Linked DNA regions of Homo sapiens: regions 1 and 3 are each linked to region 2. A link is a contact called in ENCODE Hi-C or POLR2A ChIA-PET data. All regions are on one chromosome and are shown on one strand. The core of a region is the stretch at or near the end of the contact, and the rest is flanking DNA. Distances in the headings are between cores, read along the strand shown.

What was found. A loop is a pair of places that touch in the nucleus more often than their neighbours do. ChIA-PET counts read pairs that join two places held with the same protein, here RNA polymerase II (POLR2A). Pooled maps may share reads with other maps.
Region 1: a map of CD4-positive, alpha-beta memory T cell shows a loop between it and region 2 (3-fold over the local background). The contact joins two enhancer-like sites. A Hi-C loop is called at or near these places in 1 of 168 maps with a recorded cell type or tissue (CD4-positive, alpha-beta memory T cell) and 8 of 50 pooled maps. POLR2A ChIA-PET finds 5 or more read pairs at or near these places in 1 of 52 experiments (activated T-cell).
Region 3: a pooled map shows a loop between it and region 2 (5-fold over the local background). The contact joins two enhancer-like sites. A Hi-C loop is called at or near these places in 5 of 50 pooled maps. POLR2A ChIA-PET finds 5 or more read pairs at or near these places in 2 of 52 experiments (GM12878 and MCF 10A).

The regions. Positions count from the first base shown.
Region 1 is chr9:77,908,124-77,910,976 of GRCh38, reverse strand. All of the region lies in intron 2 of GNAQ (G protein subunit alpha q), which reads left to right. LOC107987081 (a long non-coding RNA gene) reads left to right here. Exons shown (of 2, transcript XR_001746758.3): 2 at 1-2,853. Among named protein-coding and RNA genes, the nearest start is that of GNAQ, 120 kb to the left of the region's middle. Within about 2 kb of position 1,481, at least 3 of the 41 ENCODE cell types and tissues checked have a DNase peak (open chromatin) inside an H3K27ac peak, as active enhancers do.
Region 2 is chr9:78,117,836-78,120,535 of GRCh38, reverse strand. No RefSeq gene overlaps it. Among named protein-coding and RNA genes, the nearest start is that of GNAQ, 87 kb to the right of the region's middle. Within about 2 kb of position 1,400, at least 5 of the 41 ENCODE cell types and tissues checked have a DNase peak (open chromatin) inside an H3K27ac peak, as active enhancers do.
Region 3 is chr9:77,943,670-77,946,369 of GRCh38, reverse strand. The region is part of intron 1 of GNAQ (G protein subunit alpha q); the gene reads left to right. Among named protein-coding and RNA genes, the nearest start is that of GNAQ, 87 kb to the left of the region's middle. Within about 2 kb of position 1,374, at least 13 of the 41 ENCODE cell types and tissues checked have a DNase peak (open chromatin) inside an H3K27ac peak, as active enhancers do.

The sequences.
Region 1 (2,853 bases), core at 232-2,731, 210 kb after region 2:
ACTTGTTGACCGTGATGGGTTTTGTGTACTGTGTGGTATACACACAAGAACACAACTACTGGAGTCATACACAACTTGGTTTGAAACATACTCTACGACAAAACTGTTGTGTGGTGTTAAGCAAATTAATGTCTCTGAATTCCAGTTTTCTTATTTCTAAAATAGTGGTGATTCTAATGCCTAGTTCACAATGTGTTTTGAGAATTACATAGTCTGGAAAAGTTGAAAGTGTTGTCCATTGTTAAATGGAGATGATGTTCTTTAGTCATTCAACAAATGTTTGCTAAGTATCTCCTATGTTGTAGTCAACAGAAACTGATATGGCTGATTAAAAAAAAAAAATAGCACTCTAAGGAACATTACTGATTGGTCCAAACACATGAGCGAACTCTGCTTTAGCAGCCTGTCTCTAAACTGCTCTCAGCTGCTTAGACAAACCTGCGCAGAATGACCAGGAATTGACAGCCACCATATAAAACACATGTGGCATAGTTTAACGCATTTTAGTAGGAAGTTGTGAAGCTGGTCATTTGGCTGTTCTTGGTTAACTCCTGGCAAAGCATCAGATGAATACTTTCCTTGTTCTTTTAAACCAAGTAATGTATTGTTTTCCCTTGTTAATTTTAAAACAATGCATCTATTTTCAGTTAGGCAGAATATATTTGTTGGAGCCAAGGAAAGTGAATGCCTGAATGGAGGTCGAGGGAGGATATGAGAAATGCTGGGGCATTTCCTTCTCATTTTTACGCCACTGGAGAAGTCATCTCAGTGATGCACTTAGTTTTTGCTATTGTAGAAAATCAGGGTAGTGCTTACTTAATATTTAGCAAAGCAATAGTTTCCTTCATTTTAATAGCATGTATCAAAACCTAAAAACTTGTTGCTTCTCAGGAATTGTAGTCTTATTCTTTATTATATTGTTTTGCCCTAAATTACTTACACCTGCTATGCAATTATGTTTTTAAATAGTATGTTGTTAACCTACTCATGATTTTCATTAGTACAAGCATGTATATCCAAACATGAATATCAGCAAGAAATGCACTTTAAAAAATGACTTTTTGTGTCATTTCATGTTATATTATGATACTTTTCCTTTCAGGAGAGAAAAAAATAAGCTCTTCATTAATAGCTGCAGTTACTCATTTTGGCTTTTCCCGTATAAATGTATACTTTTACCACCTTTATTTTCCTGATTTTATGTTTCTTAAAGTGAATTTGTTAAGAAGATACCTTTAAGTTGTTGCTACCACTTTGTAAGATGCATATGCAGTTGTTGTTTTTTTTTTTTTTACTATCTTGTGTTATTTGTTAAAACTGAAATGTAACTGAAAGGACTGGCATATATCAAGAAATGTGATATCCCCGCTGAGATGAGCAGTAGTATTGGATTGGCTGGTAGGTTATCTGCTTCTGTCAATGTGCACACTTCCTTTGTGGTAAAAAGTATAACGGTTTTGAACTAAAAAGAAGACTGTACTGAGTGTTGTCGATATTGGCCTCCCTGTGAGGTGGTGAAACGTCCTTAAAAACAGTGCTTCTGTGGTAAGAGTTCAGTTAATTAGGTGATTGTGTGTGCATTCTCTAAGGCACTAGCCTAGTCTTTCTTCTCTTGACCGTCTTCTAGCCATTTTACTATCTACTGGGCAGCTGGTGGATGGCAACAGGATGAGATCATGTAGCTGTTTGATTGTATTAATGGAACACTGCAGTCAAAGTACCTCACTAAAGTTGGGGATTAAAATACTTTTAGATTCACCTTTCAGTTGACCTTGATCCTTGGCATAAAATAATCAATACCATATGCTTTGTGGGTGGCGTGTATCAGTGTTGTGCAGTTTTTGCCAGCCATGGAGGAGAATGGTGGCCCAGAGGAAGGGGTGCCTTTTTCTCTCTACAGCACTCTCTTTTTGCCAGACTCTATAAACAGAAAGTGGAGAGGTGGGTACATTATTCTCATATGCACAGAAGTGCCACATATTCCAGTGATGACAGCTTTGGGTCTTCCTAACTGAATGTGAGGTTGAGAACATTGATTTTGTGTTCTAGAGTATTGCTTCTCGAACTTGAATATGTATACAAATCATGTGAGGCTCTCATTAAAATGCATATTTGTATTTCAGTAGATCCAGGGTGGGCCTGAGATTCTGCTTTCCTCACAAGCTGATGCTGAAGCAGCCCAAAGTAAAGGCCTCTTGGAAGTAACTGACTCTCTGCCACCAGAGGCAATATGAAATCACCAGTAGGCTACCTTTTGGAGAGAAGATCCCAGAAAATACTTCAATAGGATTTTGGCCATGAGACATTCAGCAAATTATTTAAACTCTCCATGCTATGCCTTGTCGGAAATGTGAGGAGATAATAGTATTCACTTTGTATGGTTAGTGTGAGCATTAATGACAATATATAGATGCAAAACTTTTGGGACAATAACATCAACATAGTCAGTGTCTACTAAATGGTTGTTGAATTCTTCCCAGAAAGTGCTAGGTCAGGAGAAATGTATATCTGTTTGGGGAAAGTGCACAGTATTTGAGAAGAAATTGCTTATTGTTTAAAGACATACAAGAGGCTATGATCCAAGAATGAGACTTGGGTTCCATGATCCGGTGCAACAGTGGTTTCTTGGGAGCAGTGGCTGGCCTCTGGTAGGATTTAAGGCATCAGAATGTCAATGAAAGTGGGGGCCCTTCTGAAGGGGTTCATGGATTTCTGTCACTGCTGAGATAAAGGAGTCTTAACTTTTTTCCCTTGACTGCAGGGTGTTTGTAAGGTAAGGAAGGAGGCAGATAGTCGAATAACGAAAGAGGCAAAGGGACAGAAGAAAAAGGGAGAGAAATAACTTTAGCCAAC
Region 2 (2,700 bases), core at 151-2,650:
TTAGATGAAAAATTCTAGAAAAGTTGAAACTAAGCTATAGTAACAGAAAGCAGAGCAGTTGTTTCCTAGGACAGAGGTTGGCTGCAAAGGGCATGAGAAAAAGTTTCTGGAATGATGGAAGTGCTCTATCACTTAATTGTAGTGGGACTTATATGCAGAGATATATATTTGTTAAATCTCATTGACGTGCATTGTATTTTATTTTATTATTTTTTTAGACAGAGTTTCTCTCCTGTTGCCCAGGCTGGAGTGCAATGGCCCGATTTCAGCTCACTGCAACCTCCACCTCCTGGGTTCAAGCGATTCTCCTGCCTCAGCCCCCCGAGTAGCTGGGATTACAGGCATGCACCACCACACCTGGCTAATTTTGTATTTTTAGTAGAGACAGGGTTTCTCCATGTTGGTCAGGCTGACCTCAGGTGATCCACCCACCTTGGCCTCCCAAAGTGCTGGGATTACAGGCGTAAGCCACCACGCCCAGCCTGATGTGCATTTTAAATAAATGTTTTTCTTGCATGCCTATTATACCTAATAAAGTTGATTCTTTTGTTACCTAATAGAATTGTCCAAGGAAAGAGATGGAATAAAGTGGGCCCTTGCCTAGGGCTCTTTTTTGCCTATCGCTGTCTGGAATTTACTATAGTAGGTGGGAGAATAGAATAGAATAGAATTTCAAGATTCACAGGCATTGTGACCAATATTTATGTCTCCTGGAGATGTAAATAACATTTGGCAGAAGGCAACAGACCCAGTTGAGAGTTCAGTTGGTAGAGGAGGCATGGATTGTGGCACAAGTTCCTCCAGAGACTTTAAACTGCTGGAAGACCTGCTCTTCAGCCTCCTTCCATGTGAAGAGAGCCTCCTGGAGGCCCTGGGAGAGGAGCTAGTAAGCTGCATGAGGCGCTGGCAGAAATGTGGGGGCTTTTCTTTTTTCCCTTCTTTCCTTCTTCCTGCTCCTTCTTTGATAAACTCACACTCCGGAACCTCAATCTGCAAAGGCATCTTTTATTCGTGGTGGGCGACATTCCTTGGTGAGAAAGCAAAATCTGGTCTGGGCGACCCTGGATATCCTCCTGGAGGACCAGGGCAGGCTCACCTCCAAATACACAGGGCTTTGGGGTGTAGGCTTTTGGCTTGGTTGTATCTGACATTGCAGGCAAATGCCCCATCTTTCCTCCTTTCTTGTGTTTCTTAGTCAGGATTGAGAAACTGACTTGCACTGTAAAAAATGCAAAGCAATAGAATTTTTATGGTTGACTTGGCCAACTTACAAGAACCTGACAGAGCTCTCAGTAAATTCAGAACTGAAGAACTCATTACGTGGGAGTATTAACAGATACTATGGGTACTCCACCCATATTCTCTTGCCCTTACCACTTCCTCATAAGCTGTTTGATTTCAACAGCAGCACCTGCATTTCTTTGCCTGAGGGTTTTCCAGTGAGGTTGTACCATTGTGCATTCCCACCAGCAATATCTGAGAGTTCCAGTTGCCTCTCATCATCAACAGCACTTGATATTATTGTCAGGTTCTTTTTTAAAGTTATTCTAGTAAGTGTAGCATTGTCTCATCATGGTTTTAACTTGCATTTCCGTAATGACTAATGATGTTGAGCACCTTCCATATGTTTATTGGCTACCAATATATCTCCTCTGGTGAAGTATCTGTTCAAAACTTTGCTATTTAAAAAAAAAAAACTTGGTCTTTTTTTGGTTGAGTTTTGATAGTTCTTCATATAGTCTGGCTTCAAGTTTGTTGTCAGAAGAGTGCTTTACAAATATTTTTTCTCTGTCTGTGGCTTATCTTTTCTTTTCTTTTTCTTTTTCTTTTTTTTTTCTTTTCTGTTTTTGAGACAGGGTCTCACTCTGTCGCCCAGGCTGAAGTACAGTGGCACAATCTCGGCTCACTGCAACCTCCACCTCCCAGGTTCAAATGATTCTCCTGCCTCAGCCTCCCGAGTAGCTGGGACTACAGGGACTACAGGCACATGCCACCACACTGAGCTAATTTTTGTATTTTTAGTAAAGACAGGGTTTTGCCATGTTGGCCAAGCTGGTCTCAAACTCCTGAGCTCAAGTGATGTGCCTGCCTCAGCCTCCCAAGGTGCTGGAATTACAGGTAGGAGCTACCATGCCTGGCCCGTCTTTTTGTAATGTCTTTCATAGAGCAAAAGTTTTGCATTTTGATGAAGTTCAACTTATTGATTGTTTTTCTTTTATGGCTGTGCTTTAGGTATCAGATCTGAAACTATTTCCCTAATCCAAGCTCACATTCAGAATCAACACCTGTTTCTGATTCATTTTGAGTTAATTTTTGTACATGGTGTGAGAAATGAATCAAAATTCATTTATTTGTCTAATTCTTCCAGTTATTTCTTGATAATATATTTCATATAAGGTCTTTTTCCAATATTACTCCACTTGTTTTTCCTTTCTTTGCGCCCCAGGCATAACCAATCTCGAGATTTTTGTGCATATCCTTCTGATGCAGCTTTTACACATTTGGGTATAAATATGTGTCAGCTGGGCATGGTGGTTCATGCCTGTAATCCCAGCACTTTGGGAGGCTGAGGCGGTTGGATCACAAGGTCAGGAGTTCAGGACCAGCCTGGCCAAGATGGTGAAACCCCGTCTCTACTAAAAATACAAAAATTAGCCAGGTGTGGTGGCAGGCGCCTGTAATCCCAGCTACTTGGGAGGC
Region 3 (2,700 bases), core at 125-2,624, 170 kb after region 2:
TTATTGACATAGTGGTTACTCTGCTGTTTTGGTTGGCAGTGTGATTCTCTTAGTTTAAGCAAAAATTTCTTTTGTCAACAGGTAGATTACTAATAAGGATATTTTACTCACCAAGAAATTCCTAGGAACCCTTTTTCTGGACACATCAGACTTCACAAAATGTTTCTGTTTTTCTTTAGTTCCTGTTGCTTCTCTCTTCTTGCAGTATCCACTAGCAGCATGGTGGTTGTTCTGTAGATAGTGATGTTACCACTTCACCATTTGGTCCTCTCTCCTCTGCGTCAGTTAACTTCCCATCTAATATTTTGTTCTGTGAACTATTCCAGGAATGATTATCAAGCTCTCGTCCTCCACTTAAAGTAGCAAGGCATGCTAGCATTTTCTGTTTAGGACTGAAGAAATGCCTGCAATTCAGGAAGTGTGGCAACCTTATAAGTAGTGGGAAAGTTAGAGGATGTAAACTTGGGTGATTCGCATAACTTCAGTAGACCTCAGTTTCCTCATTTATAAACGAGGAGGCAGTCTAGAGCCTTTAGATGCGGCCTCTAAGGGTCCCTTGGATGAGGTGTAAAGTTCATGTTCTTAGGGAACTTCACCACTAGTACTTGGCTGCCTTTAATAGGTCTTAATGCTCCTATAAATTTAACTATATTATCCCTTTTGCCCATTTATGATTTATTAATAGCTTTAATGAATTGTGAATGACAGTTTAATTAGATCATCCATGTATAATTAGGGCAACCGGGTTTTTTTCCCTAAGAGGATATATTTTTCATCCGTGAGTATGTAGCTTACCTCTAACCTAGGTAATTAAGCATTTTAAGGCATTTTCCAAAATAAGAAGGCTTTTTCTGTTTTCCTAATAAACACTTTATTGAAAAGCCACATGCATAAAATAATGGAGGGCCGTTTTGACCTAGGTTTTGCATGTAATCATAACCCAGACAGACACAACCTGAGGCAGTACATTTAGTTTAGTGGTAACAAAGCAGTGTGGAATTTAAGAAATCTCTCTCTCTCTTTTTTTTTAAACTACTTATTTTCTTACTTTTTGAGTAAAGCAACTTTATAGCTACTTCATATCTGTTTCAAGTGCTACATTTTCAAAGCTGGCAAATAGATTTACCTCTTTTGTGAAGGTGCCACATTAAACACTTAAAAGAAGAAAATCAGCCTTATCTGATGGATGATCCCCAGTTAATAGCCCAAGAACCAATTTGTATTTGGCTTTGCGATGTGTTTTTCTACTTACATTTGAGTATGGGTGTGCCTGATATTCTCGGAATTTACAATACTTCAAACAAATAAGGAAGTTGCACTGTGAAGACAGACTCAGAAGGAACTGGAAAGCTGACAGACCTTTGTGCTTCCCCAGCCGCCTTGCTGAATTCTCTGCGGTGGGTTGAGACCCCTGGTGTTCTTGGATGGGACAGCCCACATGAGCAGAGTGGCTCTCCCTTGTTTCCTTTGCTCTCTTTGGATTTATATCCTTCCAGAACTAGCTGTTTCGTAAAGTATTTAGACTCTGAATACCTGAATTATTCAGATCTTCTTGTCACTCCAATCACAAACAGGTAATTATGGAATCACAGCTGCTTTAAAGAGGCAGTGTGTCATCTTGTGTTCACTGAATATTTTACTGTACTTTACACAGTTAATTTCACACTGGGCAAGCTAAGTTAGTGTCAAAGTGGCAGACCAGATTTCTCTTGCGTTACAATGAGTGGCAGAGGTTGGAGCAATGCCTCAGTGGAAGAAATGGTGGTTCACAGAGTTATGTGAGGGGTCCCATGAACTTCCACCTACTCCCAAACATATTTTCTACTGGGCCTGACCAGAGGGGCCTCAGAGGTTGCTGAATGGTAAGTTTGGTGGAGGAGGGAATAGGAATGGTTTGGTTTCTGGTCTAAAGAGGATATATGGGGTGAGGCGGCTTGATGGTGCAAGGATGATTGAGTGTTTTAAATGAATGGTTTAAGTGACAACCTGCATCTTGTATACACAGCTTCATAAAACAGCCTCTATTGGTTGTTTGATGGAGCCAGGTGATCTGGTATGGCGGAAGATTTGTGAGCCCCACTGGAATAATTCTAAAATGCTTTTATTATAGTTTTTGATTATGAAAGTAATTTATTTTCAAATGTACCAGATTTTTGAAATACTGAAAAGATTAAGAAAAAAAGTACTAGTATTGCCATTAGCCAGATATCCTATTGTTAATATTATGTATGTATTCTGAATGAATCAGTAGATTTTGAACAGGTATCATTCGTTCATACTGCCTGCCTGTTTTCTCTTCTAATATATGAGGAACATATTTTCTCACTATTGAATGTTCTTCTAAAGCAGTATTCTGGTAGTTGCCTAACACCACATGGGACAATTTTAAAATAAGAAGTCACTGGCTAGGCACTGTGTCTCACGCCTGTAATCCCAGCACCTTGGGAGGCTGAGGTGGGTGGATCACCTGAGGTAGGGAGTTGGAGACCAGCCTGGCCATCATGGCAAAACCACATCTCTACTAAAAATACAACAATTAGCCAGGCGTGGTGTTGTGTACCTGTAAATCCCAGCTACTCTTGGGAGGCTGAGGCAGGAGAATTGCTTGAACCCAGGAGGCAGAGGTTGCAGTGAGCCAAGATCACGCCACTGCACTCCAGCCTGGGCAACAGAGCAAGACGTCGTCTCAAAAAAAAAAAA